Linked DNA regions of Homo sapiens: region 2 is linked to region 1. Evidence: chromatin contacts called from ENCODE Hi-C or POLR2A ChIA-PET data. All regions are on one chromosome and are shown on one strand. Each heading gives the region's core, a stretch centred on a gene start or an enhancer-like site at or near the end of the contact. The rest is flanking DNA. Distances are from core to core; before and after follow the strand shown.

What was found. Hi-C counts contacts between places; a loop is a spot of excess contacts on that map. ChIA-PET counts read pairs that join two places held with the same protein, here RNA polymerase II (POLR2A). Pooled maps may share reads with other maps.
Region 2: a loop to region 1 is called in a pooled map, with 7 times the contacts of the local background. The contact joins the enhancer-like site here to the promoter of LDLRAD2 in region 1. A Hi-C loop is called at or near these places in 2 of 37 single-sample maps with no recorded cell type and 3 of 50 pooled maps. POLR2A ChIA-PET finds 5 or more read pairs at or near these places in 6 of 52 experiments (Caco-2, HCT116, HEK293 and 3 more).

The regions. Positions count from the first base shown.
Region 1 is chr1:21,809,346-21,817,003 of GRCh38, forward strand. LDLRAD2 (low density lipoprotein receptor class A domain containing 2) reads left to right here and starts at 2,920. Exons shown (of 5, transcript NM_001013693.3): 1 at 2,920-3,191; 2 at 5,053-5,478; 3 at 6,598-6,729. The coding sequence starts at 3,107. RefSeq lists silencers at 1,406-1,556, 5,285-5,404 and an enhancer at 2,711-3,005.
Region 2 is chr1:21,757,279-21,764,936 of GRCh38, forward strand. USP48 (ubiquitin specific peptidase 48) reads right to left here. Exons shown (of 27, transcript NM_032236.8): 2 at 385-505. Among named protein-coding and RNA genes, the nearest start is that of USP48, 22 kb to the right of the region's middle. RefSeq lists an enhancer at 4,624-4,703. Within about 2 kb of position 4,938, at least 4 of the 41 ENCODE cell types and tissues checked have a DNase peak (open chromatin) inside an H3K27ac peak, as active enhancers do.

The sequences.
Region 1 (7,658 bases), core at 1,670-4,169:
GTATTTTTTTGTAGAGATTGGGCTTCACCATGTTGGCCAGGCTGCTGTCGAACTCCTGACCTCAGGCAAAGTGCTGGGATTACAGGCCCAGGTTGGTCTTGAACTCCTGGTTTCAAGCGATCCTCTCACCTCAGGCTCCCAAAGTGTTGAGATTAAAGGTGTGAGCCTTGCACCTGGCCAGTCTTAGCCATTCTAAGTGTACAGTTCAGTAGTGTTAAGTATTTTCACAGTACTGTGCAACAGATCTCTAAAACATTTTCATCTTGCAAAACTGAAAGTTTATAACCATTCTTACTTTTGCAAATTTTATGAAGACATATAATCCCGGCCGGGCGCGGTGGCTCACTCCGGTAATCCCAGCACTCTGGGACGCCGAGGTGGGCGGATCACCTGAGGTCAGGAGTTCGAGACCAGCCTGACCAACATGGTGAAACCCCCATCTCTACTAAAAATAAAAAATTAGCTGGGTGTGGTGGCACACACCTGTAGTTCCAGCTACTCGGGAAGCTGAGGCAGGAGAATCTCTTGAACCCGGGAAGCAGAGGTTGCAGTGAGCTGATATCATGCCACTGCACTCCAGCCTGGGAGGTTGCAGTTAGCTGAGATCATGCCACTGCACTCCAGCCTGGGCAACAGAGTGAGACTCCATCTCAAAAAAAAAAAAAAACAAACAAAAGGTCGGGCGCGGTGGCTCACGCCTGTAATCCTAGCACTTTGGGAGGCTGAGGTGGGTGGATCACAAGGTCAGGAGATCAAGACCAGTCTGGCTAACACGGTGAAACCCCATCTGTACTAAAAATACAAAAAATTAGCCGGGCGTGATGGCGGGTGCCTGTAATCCCAGCTACTTGGGAGGCTGAGGCAGGAGAATGGCGTGAACCCGGGAGGCGGAGCTTGCAACAAACCAAGATTGCGCCACTGCACTGCAGCCTGGGCGACAGAGCAAGACTCAGTCTCAAAACAAAAACAAAAACAAAAACAAAACAAAACAAAAACCATATAATCCCATGCAGGTGATGAGTTCTGAAGTTTAAGCTTCAGTGGGCTTCATGATAAATTCATTCTTGCTGAGGGAAGATTTGAGTCTTTTTGGAGTTCCCCAAGGTACAGATTTGGACATCATACACTGTAGGAAATCAAGGTTGCATCAAATGACCGCTCCAGGAGGGAGAGCTGTTAGGGAATAATAGGTCCAGAGGTGTTTGTTTTGGGTTTTTTTTTTTTTTTATTTTATCGCCCAGGTTGGAGTGCAGTGGTGCAATCTCGGCTCACTGCAATCTCCGCCTCCCGGGTTCAAGCGATTATTGTGCCTCAGCCTCTGTGCCACAACGCCCGGCTAATATTTGTATTTATAGTAGAGATGGGGTTTCACCATGCTGGCCAGGCTGCTCTCGAATTCCCAACCTCAGGTGATCGCCTGCCTTGGCCTCCCAACGTGATGGGATTACAGGTGTGAGCCACTGTGCCCGGCCAGGTCCAGAGGTCTTAACCTTCTCATGGATTCCTGGGATTTTGAGGTGGTGTCTCAGGCACTGCCAATTTGGGCTGCTTAGCTCCTCCCCTCCCCCACACTTGAAACATCTGCTTAAATAATAACGATGACATTAATGATCATCATTCAAGCTGAAATACATTGGTTACTTTACTACATGATAGACACTATTCCAAGTACCCCACTTGTATTAAGTTACTTAATTCTTTTTTTTTTTTTTTTTTTGAGATGAAGTCTCACTCTGTTGCTCAAGCTGGAGTGCAGTGGCACAATCTCAGCTCACTGCAACCTCCACCTCCCGGATTCAAGCGATTCTCCTGCCTCAGCCTCCTGAGTAGCTGGGACTACAGGAATGCACCACCATGCCCGGCTAATTTTTTTTGTATTTTTAGTAGAGATGGGGTTTCACTATGTTGGCCAGGCTGGCCTTGAACTCCTGACCTTGTGATCCACCCACCTCTGCCTCCCAAAGTGCTGGGATTACAGGCATGAGCCACCAAGCCAGGCCAAGTTACTTAATTCTTACAATGCAACTATGTGGTTGGAATTAATCATTATCCCATTTTCCAGAGAAGGATGCCAGGGCTTGAAAAGCTTCAGTTTTATAGATAAAGGTTCCTTGTAACATACCTTTTGAAAAAAAATTGTTCTACTAATAACACGTTTTGAAAAAGTCTGAATTAGTCCAGGGTATTTATTTTACACATGGGAAAGTAAAATCCAGAAAAAGGGGTCATTTGTTCAATGCCACACACTTATTCTTTCATTATTTCCTGGGCGCCTGCCTTGTGCCAGTGACTGTGCTATGACATAAGGGTTCAGAGGTAAACAAGATACTCATGGAATATAATTTTAGTGGAGGCCAGTGGACAATATATACAAGAAGAAATGAATAGGCAAAATAATTCCAGACAGTGCTGGGATGATACATTTGAGATGTGATTGAGTGACAAAGAGAGAGAGTGTTAATTTAGTTGGAGAGGTGGTCAGGAGAGTGTGGTCTGTGGAGGTAACATGTGAGCCACAACCTGATGACCTGAAGAAGTCAGCCGTGCACTGCTATGGGGGGACAACACTCCAGACAGAGGGATCTATGAGTGCAAAGGCCCTGAGGCAGGAATGGCTTGTTAGTAATACAGCAGACTCCTGGTCCAGTGCTCCTTCTCTGCCTGCTGCTCTCTAGGCCCTCAGAGAGGCTCCTTTGGTGTCCTGGACCTCCCTCAAGCTCAGTCCCTAAGGGGCCAGCTGATCTAGGAAGGTAGCAGATCTGGCTTCCTGTGGGTCCTCCTCCCAGAAGCCCTATGGCTGAACCGGATCTGAGTTTCCTGGTTCCTGTCTGGCAGAAGGGGAGCAGATCTCCTCCCTGCCTCCTCTCCCCAGGCTCTAGCCCTTGCTCCAAATCTCCATGGCAACCCCTGGACACAGTTCTGAACCAAATGAAGAGGATCTGGAAGGCAAAGCACTAAGATCATAGTGAAGACTTGCCTCCCCCTTCTCCTTGTGTCCCACCAGCCTCCCTGCTGGCCTGACCAGGCCCCATACTCCAGTCTCCCCAGAGACCCCAAGCTGAAGATTCTGTGGGTCTGCCCCATTGCTGGGCACAGCAGAGCCTGGATGGAGGCTTGTTGTCTTCTGCAGTTGCCCCAAAGGTTGCTCTTGCTGGGGGCAGCCGCCCTGACTGCAACTGCTTTGGAGACAGGTAAGTATCAGGGGGCTTGGTTGGGGCACCCAGAAGACTTGGGCCCCCACCATCCTTAGAGACTATGTTTCCCCAGTCAGCACTCATCCTGCTGGGCTGAGACCTTTTGAGCTGGGGGAGGCTGGGAAACTGTGTCTGGTCTTGCTTGGCATCCCCAAATCCAACCCAAAGCCTTCTGGAAGGCTTGGATCTGCCAGTCACCTAGAAGCAGGAGTCTGGGAGTGGGCAGGACAGCCCTCAGGGCCTGCTTTGCAAAACTCTGTAGGCTTCGGATTCAGAGAAGCTGCATTTACACACTCTGCCACTTCTTATGTTTGTACCTTTGAGATCATTGTTTCAACTCTCTGAATTTCTTTGGCAGTAAAATGAAAATAATAGGCCCTTGCCCCTTAAGGGACTATGATTATTGGCATATAAGATGAGATAAGTCATGCAAGGCACTTCATAATACCTGGCACATAAAAGGTGCCAAATTCCCGGCTGGGCGCAGTGGCTCACGCCTGTAATCCCAGCACTCTGTGATGCCGAGGCGGGCGGATCATGAGGTCACGAGATCAAGACCATCCTGGCCAACATGGTGAAACCACATCTCTACTAAAAATACAAAAATTAGCTGGGCATGGTGGCATGTGCCTGTAATCCCAGCTACTTGGGAGGCTGAGGCAGGAGAATCGCTTGAACCAGGGAGTCGGAGGCTGCAGTGAGCCGAGATTGCGCCACTGCACTCCAGCCTGGCAACAGAGAGAGACTCCGTCTCAAAGAAATAAAAAAAAAAAAGGGTGCCCAATTCCCTTACTCTCTAAACTCCATGCCTGCCCTGTGTACCTTCAGGGTAGGCTCTGGCTTTAGCAGAGAAATACCAAATATTGGAAAGTGCTCCCACATCCTGAGCTCTGATGAAGGATTTTTTCCTCAAAGACCCACATCCTGGCTGGTCCTCAAGTACCCACTGGTCCCTATCTTGCACCAGAAAACCCACCTCCTCTTTCCTCTCTGTGCTTACAGAAATCAGGGCTACTTTGAGTACTTGCACATCTTCTCATTTAATCCTCACAACAACCCTGTACCAGTGAGGATGTTTTGGGCTGTAAGTAACAGATAACAAACTAAATGGGGCTTAAATGGTAGGATATTTGCTATTTCAGTTAAGAGTGGTCATAGGTGATTCCAGAGATGGTTAACTCAACGGCTCAACAATGTCACTGTTCCTCTGAAATGCTCTGACCTCATCTTTGCAAAATGGCTGCTGCAGCTCTGGACATCCCATCCTCATCCTCAGTCAGCAGCTTTCAAAAGCAGGAAGAAAAGGGGCTCCTTATCACACAGCTCTCCCCCTCCCCTTTTTTTTTTTTGGTGACGGAGTCTCGCTGTGTTACCCAGGCTGGAGTGCAGTGGCTTGATCTCAGCTCACTGCAACCTCCGCCTCCAGAGTTCACGCGATTCTCATCCTCAGCCTCTCGATTAGTTGGGATTACAGGTGCGCACCACCATGCCCGGCTAATTTTTTGTATTTTAGTAGAGATGGGGTTTCACCATGTTGGCCAGGCTGGTCTCGAACTCCTGACCTCAGGTGATCCACCTGCCTTGGCCTCCAAAGTGCTGGGATTACAGGCGTGAGCCACTGCGCTCGGCCCCGCATCTTAGGGTTTCGAATAAGGGATTGTAGATTTGAATTAAATTAAATTAAATCATTTAATCCTTACAATCATTCTGAGATTGATTAATCATCCCCATTTTACCGATGAGGAAAATGAGGCTCAGAGAGGGCGAGTAACTCGCTTGGGATCACACAGCGGGCAGGGGACAGAGTAGAGTTCGGGGTCGCGCCGCGCGGCTCCAGTTTCCGTGCCTTCCGCTGCAGCCGACCTGGCGGAACTGTGCGGGCAGACGTGGCAGGGGGACGGGCTGCTGCTGCGCTCGCACGCCGCATCGCGCAGGTTCTACTTCGTGGCTCCGGACACCGACTGCGGGCTCTGGGTGCAGGCGGCAGCCCCCGGCGACCGGATCCGCTTCCAGTTCCGCTTCTTCCTGGTCTACAGCCTGACCCCCGCGCCCCCGGCGCTCAACACCTCCTCCCCGGCCCCGGCCGACCCGTGCGCCCCCGGCTCCTACCTGCAGTTCTACGAGGGCCCGCCGGGGGCGCCCCGGCCCCTGGGGTCCCCACTGTGCGGCCTGAACATCCCGGTGCCTGTGGCATCCTCCGGACCCTTTCTAGGCCTGCGCCTGGTCACGAGAGGCCGCCAGCCCCGCGTGGACTTCGTGGGCGAAGTCACCTCTTTCCGTCTGGGTGAGCTGGGGCTGAAGGCCGGGACGGGACCCTCTGCAGAGGCCATGCGGGACTGGGGCCACAGTGGGGGCCCCGGTGAGGGCCGCTGCCGACAGGGGAATGGCAGGGGTGCCCGAAGCACAAGATGGCAGGGACTGGGTCCAACGGGAGGGAAGAAGGTGGTGGCTAGTGGCAGAGTCACAATAAGGGACCTCCCGGATCCTAAGAGCCAACCATATAAATCTGGCTACCATGGATGTGTGCGTCAGACTGTCCTACCAGCCCCAGTGCGCACACACATCCACACACATCCACACACAACTTCCTCCCCACACACATTCACACACAACTCCCACACGTTCACACCTCACACTCTGACATCCACACCCATGTCACATACGCACAACCCACGCACCTCATCGCCCCCACACACTCCACACTCATGCCTCTCACTGCAGCACACGCCTCACACTGCACACTCACCATCACACACCTCATATGCACACAGTACCGCCTTGCACACTTACACACAGCTCACATGCTCTCATGCCACATGCTGGCTGCTCTGCGCTGGGTCAGCCCTTCAGATGTTTGCAGAAGGGTGTGCTTAGGACTCGCCAGGCCTGTAGGCAGCAGAAACCAACTCAAGCCAGGAAAGGGCCCTCTTGGAACTGAAATTAATAATACTCGCCCAACTGGGCGCCGTGGCTTTCGCCTGTAATCCCAGCACTTTGGGAGGCCAAGTCATGAGGATCACTTGAGCTCAGGAATTCAAGACCAGCCTGGGTGACAGAGAGAGACCTGCCTAAAACAACAACAAAAAATAATTTAAAAAATATAATAATTAAAAAATAATAAAATTAATAACAGTACTTGCCCCATAGGGGTATTGTGAGGCCTCAATGGGCCAGGATGTGTAGTATTTACGGCTGTGCATGGCACAGAAGAGGAAGTCAGTACATGTTAGCTGCCATCCTCCACCCTCCTCCCCATGAAACACTCATCCATGTTCTCATCTGCATGCATGAGGGCAGCTCTCTCCTGCCCACACCCCCACACTGTCACCATGGGGGCCACACATCCTGCTGTGTCGTGGGCTGGACCGGAATCCTCACCTCAGGCTTCTGCTTCTGGCCTCAGGACCTTGTGGTGCCTACTTCCGCTGCCAGAATGGCAGGTGCATCCCCTCAAGCCTCGTGTGTGACCCCTGGGGCATGGACAACTGTGGCGATGGCAGTGACCAGGGCTCCTGGTCACCAGCTGACTGCAGAGGTCAGTGCGGGGTGTGGACTGGGCCCTACTGAACAGCTGGAGGGAAGCCTGGCCCTAACTCCCCTTCCCTAGGGCAGGGCCCCGATGGGGAGGCAGGAGAGAGGAAAGCGGAAGTGTGGAATCGGCTTAGGCCAAGGGCTGGAGGGGCAGAGCAGTCAGGGCCAGAACTATGCTGCAGATGATCTCATCCGGCGGATTCCAAATGATGCTTTAGTGGTGGAAACTTTTGCTAAATGGGACCTGGCATGGAGGCCCAAGACATTCAAAGGAGATATCCTCTGCTTAACTGGATGGTGGGCCTGGGGCCCTGGCTGCCTGATGTCTCTCTGAGGGCCCTGAGTGTCACCCTCAAGACATACTTTGAAAACCATCAATCCAGTCTGATTCCCACACTTTACAGATCAGGAAACTGAGGCCTAGAGAGAAGTGACTTGCCCAAGGTCATAAAGCCAGTGAGTAAAATGAGCAGGAATGATCTCTGTAGACAGGGGAGTGGGATAGGAGGGCTAGGGTTGGTGGAAGGGACCAGAACAAATCACCCAGGAATAACCTTCCTGGGGATCTAAAGATGTCCCACCTGCCCACCACACCCAATTAGGAGTGGGATGGAGGTAGGGCTGCCATGTACAGTTGAACAGGGGTGAAATGCAGTTTCCCAGAACCCCACACACTTACCTTCCCCATCCCCCGCTCAGCCTTTTTTGCAGGTTCCTGGTCATTTCCCTGATGCTGTATGCTTTGTGCCATGAGACCCAGGTCCTATGTCCCCTTGTCCTCCATCCAGGCTCATTCCCTTGTGGGTCTCATTTATATCGTATCACCTGTGGGACTTGTCTTTGAACTTCAGCCACATAACCTCCTCCCTGCTCAGCATCTCTGCGTGGATGTATAGGCGAAATCTCAAACTTAACTTGCCCCATACTGGACTC
Region 2 (7,658 bases), core at 3,688-6,187, 50 kb before region 1:
TTAAAAAGCAAAATTATATATAAAATACAAGCCCTAGAAAGCAAAGTGCTATCATCATGAGTTTGTTCCCTTGAATTACCATCTCCTTTAAAGAGGCGTTAAGATTTCAAAATAAAACATGCAATGTTAAAGCAAACATAGAATCAGCATTCAAACTAAAACTATTATTTAAAGGCTTACTGAATTACGCAGCTGCCTGTTTTAAAGCATATCATTAAGAAGTGTTCCAATTCAAGTGGCTTAGAGTCTTAAGTTCTACTGCTTATCTTAAAGCTGCACAGGTTACCTGAAATCAGTAGAGTTTTCTGATCACAGGCCCAAAACAAAAGCAAAAACAAAAACAAAAAACAGCATATAGCAATCGCTTAAAAAATGATGGTTTACCTTTTTTCTCCTCTCACAGTTGGGATCATCGATGTTATGAAAACTATTTTCATCTATTTCTCCTAACCAAATATGCTCACCAATACCAACCAAGCAATTCGGATTTCCTTTGCAGTTTCGTCTAAGGGGAAAAAAAAAACCTTTAATTTTTAAAAGACCATAGTTTCATGAGAGACAAACAAATTAAAACTAAAATGAGATACCACTTCTCATCTATAAATTAGCAAAACTGAGAAAGTATAAGACACTCAGTTTGTGAGGGTGTGGAGAAGAAAGCATGCATATACTGCTGGTAGAAATGCAGTCACTAACAAAACTACATAGACAACTACCTTTAGACCTAGCAATCTCATTTCTGAGGATTTACTGTTCCTTAGGCTATACCTCCAACAATGCAAAATCTCACTCATAAGGTTATTCATTACAGCACTGTCTGTTAATTGCAAAATATTGGAAGCCACCCAAATGCCCAAAAATAGACAATATGGTACATCTATATGGCAGAGTACTATGCAACTGTAAAACACACACACACACACACACACACACACACACACACACAGCATGAAAAAGATATCTATGAACAGATATAAGGTAATTTATAAATCCAGGACACATTATTAAGTAAAAAAAGCAAAATGCAAAGGAGTATCTCTAGTATACTGTTATGTGTAAGAAATATATAAGGAAAATATACATGTACATATTTCTGCTCATTTTGTACAAAAAGAAATACAGAAAGGAAAAACAAGAGACTAATGAAATTGGTTACCTACAGAGCATGAGTGGGAATAAGGTTAAAAGAAAATACACCTTTTCGGCCGGACACAGTGGCTCACACCTGCAATCCCAGCACTTTGGGAGGCTGAGGCAGGCGGATAACAAGGTCAGGAGTTCGAGACCAGCCTGAAACCCTGTCTCTACTAAAAATACAAAAATTAGCCGGGCGTGGCGGTGCGGGCCTGTAATCCCAGCTACTTGGGAGGTTGTGGCAGAAGAATCCCTTGAACCCAGGACACGGAGGTTGCAGGGAGCCGAGATTACACCACTGCACTCTGGCCTGGGCGACAGAGCAAGACTCTGTCTTGGAAAAAATGAATGAATGAATGAATGAATGAATGAATGAATGAAAAGGAAATGTACCTTTTCATATAATGAACAATTTGGGACCATGTGACTGTTTCTCACACTACTTCACGCATGCACACAAACAAAAATAAATCAACTGGCTAGGCGTGGTGGTTCACGCCTGTAATCCTAGCCCTTTGGGAGGCCAAGGCAGGAGGATCACTTGAGGTTAGGAGTTTTGAGACCAGCCTGGCCAACATGGTGAAACCCTGTCTCTACTAGAAATACAAAAATTAGCCAGGTGTGGTGGTACACGTTTGTAACTCCAGCTACAGGCTGAAGACTGGAGGCTGATGCAGGAGAATTGCTTGAACCCAGGAGGCGGAGGTTGCAGTGAGCCAAGATCGTGCCACTGCACTCCAGCCTGGGCAACAGAGAGAGACACGGTCTCAAAAAAAAAAAAAAAAAAAAAAAAGGAATCAACAAGGATGACAGGAACCCTAAATTCAAAACAGAGAAAACATATTTCAACTAAATAAAAGATCCAGACTGAAGGGAAGGCAGGAGTGGGGGAGGGAGAGGGAGGGGGTGTGACTGACCAAAGTAACTTAAACAGTTATCAAGCTCATTTACTAGTACCCTCTGGCTAAAGACAAAAGGAACAAACAGCCAACTCTAATTAGTAGGCTTCTTTTCCATAGAGACATGGGTTAATAATTCTGAAACACAGATCCTGACTTCTAAATATTACCCACTAAAAGAATCCCGTGCTCCTTGGAGAAATAACTGGCTGATTCCAAGGCCAGGGCAGTGAAATTAGAAAACGAACCTACATCTTACTGTGCCCTAAAATGATGTACTGAAAGATGGTGGAGACATGTCAAAAGAGCACAAGAGTTGGCTGGAAGGGGAGGTCCCACTGGTCAAATTTGGCAACAAAATTTAGCAACAAAATGAGTAATAGGATTATAACCTACTGAATAAAGTAAGAATCCATCATTTCATGGTGAGATGGATGGAAGAAAAATCTCTTCCCTTTAGAAGAAAACCAACTATCAAAGTGGAAGGAATGACAGAATTAAAAATCTCCATTTGGCATACATCAGATTCAGAAAGGAATGAGGCAAGGATCATCACGGATGCTAACGTAGGCAAGTTGGAGAAATAACAATATTTACAATGTCTCAAAGTATCTCAGAAAAAGTTAATTACAAAGGGAAAGATAATAACTTTCAGTGGAGAAACTTGACAGACACCACCTTAACCAAATGCTTAAATTTAACACACCCAGTAATGAATCTAATTGACACCACACACCTTCTGGTATAATGCACAACACAGAATCACTTCTGTGATGTTCTGGCCAAAGATGCATGGCCTTAATTGAATCATGAGGAAACATCAGACCAAACCAACTCAAGGGACTTTATACAAAATAAGTCAGTGTCATGAAATACAAAGAAAGATTCACTAACAGTTCCAGATTAAAGGAAACCAAAGAGACACAACTGAATGTAACATAAGCTTAGGTTTTCTTTTGCTATAAAGGAACATTACAGGACAAAGTTCTGCAGATTTCTGTAGGATACCCACTAAAGGATTACTGATAACAGTAAAAGACTGGAAATTTATATGGAAGTAACAAAATAAATTACAATATAACCAAACAACAAAAACTACTGCTGTCAAAAAATAAAAAGGTAGGCCGGGCACAGTGGCTCACGCCTGTAATCCCAGCATTTTGGGAGGCCCAGGTGGGCGGATCACAAAGTCAGGAGTTCGAGACCAGCCTGGCCAACATGGTAAAACCCCATCTCTACTAAAAATACAAAAATTCGCCAGGAGTGGTGGCGGGAGCCTGTAATCCCAGCTACCCAGGAGGCTGAGGCAGGAGAAATCACTTGAAACTGGAAGGCGGGAGGGTGCAGTGAGCCGAGATCGTGCCACTGCACTCCAGCCTGGGCAACAAGAACAAAACTCTATCTCAAAAAAAATAAAAATAAAAATAAATTTAAAAAAAGGTAGGGAAAGCTTTTAATGTTGTGATATATAACGATATCATTAGTTGAAAAAAGGAAGGTGGGCCAGGCACAGTGGCTCACGCCTGTAATCCCAGCACTTTGGGAGGCTGAGGCAGGCGATCACCTGAGGTCGGGATTTCGAGACCAGCCTGACCAACATGGAGAAACCCTGTCTCTACTAAAAATACAAAATTAGCCGGGCATGGTGGCGCATGCCTGTTAATCCCAGCTAGTTGGGAGGCTGAGGCAGGAGAACTGCTTGAGCCCAGCAGGGTGAAGGTTGTGGTGAGCCAAGATCACGCCATCGCACTCCAGCCTGGACAACAAGTGGAAACTTTGTCTCAAAAGAAAAAAAAGAAAAAAAAAAAGGAAGGTACAAAACACTGCATATCATGTTGCCATGTTTTTTATTTACAAATGGGGTAAACACACCCGTTTGTTTAGATAGAAGAGTACATTATAAACTGGAAACAACCTTATCGGCAAAGATTATCTCTGTACTTGCCAGCTATAAGTCAGAAGTAAATAACACTCTGAACTTCCTTTTTTTTTTTTTTGAGACTCCCATACTGAAGTGGCATGTTCATGGCTCACTGCAGCCTCTACATCCTGGACTCAAGTAATCCTCCAGCCTCAGCCTCTGGAGTAGCTGGGAGGTGCATGCCACCATACTTGGATAATTTTTTATTTTATTTTTTGTAAAAACAGGGTCTTGCCATGTTGCCCCAGGCTGACCCCATCACTTTTTATACCTTTCAGACTTTGAACAATAAAATGTGTTACATATTCCAAAAATAAGTAAATAATTGTTTTAATGTTCAGTTTAAACATACTGTCTTCTAAAATATAAAAATGAAGCTGGGTGTGGTGGCACATGCTTATAGTGCCAGCTATTCAGAAGGCTCAGGCAGAAGATGGCCTAAGCCTAGGAGTTGGAGGCTGCAATGAACTATGATTGCACCTGTGAACAGCCACTGCACTACAGCCTGGCCAACAAAGTGAGACCCTGTCTCTATTTTAAAACTTTTGAAAAAATAAAAATGAAAACAAGTTCGACCAATTTAAGAACAGTTTTGTCAGCTTATATCAAAGCTAGGAGGGAAAAAAGCTTATTAATGAAATAAAGTAGAACCCATCCACTGTGGGGAGAAGAAGCTAGGGTTTTGTTTTAGTGCTTATAACTCATCTCTAATGGGAAAGGTCTACTATAAGAGAGTTAAAGAAACAAAACTGGCCGGGTGCAGTGGCTCCTGCCTGTAATCCCCAGCACTTTGGGAGACTGAGGTGGGCAGATCACTTGAGGCCAGAAGTTCAAGACCAGCCTGGCCAACATGGCAAAACCCCGTCTCTACTAAAAATACAAAAATGTGCCAAGCGTGGTGGCGTGTGCCTATAATCCCAGCTACTTGGGAGGCTGAAGTGAGAGAACCGCTTGAACCAGGAAGGCAGGGTTTGCAGTGAGCTGTGATCGCACCAGTGCATTCCAGCCAGGCTGGGCAACAGAGCGAGACTCGTCTCAAAAAAAAAAAGAAGAAACAAAACTGATTCTGAGACTGAGAAAAGTAACAGAAAATCTCTCCTGGGAACAGTGACAAGGATATACTAGGAAGGTTCTTTCGAAAGAAAATTACAGCTAGTGGCAATGGACTCTCCCAAAGGTCTTTGGCAGATAGGAAAAAATAGTGTCAGTAACCATGGTGAAAATATACCTCTAAAACAAAGTAGGCACTTATTTTGTCAATCCTTTCAACTCTGCTTTTCAAAGGTGTAATATCAAGTCTTGTTTGTTCACTCCCTCCTCTTGGACAAGTGGGTGGTAAAAATTTTTCACACGGGCCGGGCGCGGTGGCTCACGCCTGTAATCCCAGCACTTTGGGAGGCGGAGGCGGGTGGATCACGAGGTCAGGGGTTTGAGACCAGCCTGACCAACATGGTGAAACCCCATCTCTACTAAAAATACAAAAATTAGCTGGACGTGGTGGCAGGCGCCTGTAATCCTGGCTACTCAGGAGGCTGAGGCAGGAGAATTGCTTGAACCTGGGAGGCGGAGGTTGCAGTGAGCCGAGATCACGCCACTGCACTCCAGCCTGGGCGACAGAGCGAGACTTCATCTCAAAAAAAAAAAAAAAAAAAAAAATTCACACGACCTGGCTGGGGAAACAGATACTCCCATGTGTCAAACACAGACATCATTCTCAGAAAATAGTTCCACTGGATCTGTTTAGATTTTAGTCTCCAGTTCCTGATAGCAAAATAATTCAGACAATGAAGAAAAGGTAGGCTCTCCCTGTCCCCACCCAAAAATCATGCATACTCAACTGGTTCTAAAGCTGGCATCAAAAGGCAAACACAACCTATGGCCTAAATATTACCACAATAAGACTTTCAAAAGCTACTATGAGAAGCTGGGAGCAATCTGTATTATTAGGCCCCACAACACTGGCATTGTTCTTTTTAAATTTTCTTAAATTAATTGCTTGCTAGGTATCACTGAATACGTCTTCAGTCGGCTAGAACACCACCACAGCAGAATGCCAAGTGCAGGTGACCTGTGATAGACTACCACCCCAGGCCAAACCTATGGCTCCCGAGCCTCTATGGCCACACTTCAGGTGGGAACCAAAAAGCCAATGGCGGTGCTTTGCATTAAAAGGGCTTGGGCTTTCTAAACTTCTAAATTGTTGCTAAGCCTTTCATACATAGCCCAATATGGGGGGGCGGGGTTGTGTTTGTTCTCTTACTTGGAGAGGTAAAGAATCTACTTAACAAACACAAATAACAGCTGGGCGCAGTGGCTCACGCCTATAATCCCAACACTTTGAGAGGCCAAGGCGGGCAGATCACCTGAGGTCGGGAGTTCGAGACCAGCCTGGCTGACATAGAGAAACCTCGTCTCTACTAAAAATACAAAAAATTAGCCAGGCGTGGTGGCACATGCCTGTAATTCCAGCTACTCAGGAGGCTGAGGCAGGAGAATCACTTGAACCCAGGAGGCAGAGGGTGCGGTGAGCCGAGATCATGCCATTGCACTCCAACCCTGGTAACTAGAGAGAAACTCTGTTTCAAGAAAAGGAAGGGAGGAAGGAAGGGAGGGAGGGAGGGAGGACGGATGGACAGGCAGACACAAATCACAGTTCTAATTATAAGCTGTTACTTCTAAAGCCAGCCTTAGCAGCACAGCAGAATGCCAACCACAGAGGGCTGTAGCCTCTCCCATTCGTCATTCTCCAATGCCCCTAACTCCATTTTATCCCTCCTTAGGAGTAGGCCCCAGGTATCAAGGATCATTTATCATCATGTGTGTGCCAATTTCCTTACAGTAGAAAAACAGTTATGTGTACCTGTGTCTATCAACTATCAAAACAGATCAAGGAGGTTGAGTGTTTCACAAAATATGAGACAGTGTCTGGGAGCAGTGGTTCACACCTGTAGTCCCAGCAATTTGCAAGGCTGAGGCAGGCAGATCACTTGAGGCCAGGAATTTGACACCAGCCAGGCCAATATGGCGAAAACCCATCTTTACTAAAAATACAAAAAATTAGCCAGGTGTGGTGGCATATGCCTATAGTCCCAGCTGCTCAGGAAGCTGAGACAAGAGAATTGCTTGAACCCGGGAGGCAGAGGCTGCAGTGAGCTGAGATCACGCCACTGCACTCCAGCCTGGGCATCAGAGAGAGACCCTGTCTCCAAAAAAAAAAAAAAGCCTGGGCGCAGTGGGAGGCCGAGGCTGGTGGATTATGAGGTCAGGAGTTCAAGACCAACCTGGCCAAGATGGTGAAACCCTGACTCTACTAAAAATACAAAACTTAGCCAGGTATGGTGGCAGGTGCTTGTAATCCCAGCTACTCTGGAGGCTGAGGCAGAGAACTGCTTGAACCCGGGAGGCGGAGGTTGCAGTGAGCCGAGATCGTGATTGTGCCACCCCACACCAGCCTGGGTGACAGAGTGGCACTCCGTCTCAAAAAAAAAAAAAAAAAAAGACTTGATTACATAGGCATGACTGATTGAATCACTGGCCACTGGAGATTAGCAACCTTTAGTCCTCTCCCCTCCCAGAGGTCAGACTAAAAAGTTCTAAACCTCTCATCGTGGTTGGTTCTCCTGGCAACCAGCCCATGTGGAGGCTACCAAGAGCTCCCAGCCATCAGTCATTTCATTAGCATACAAAAAGACACTTAGTCACTT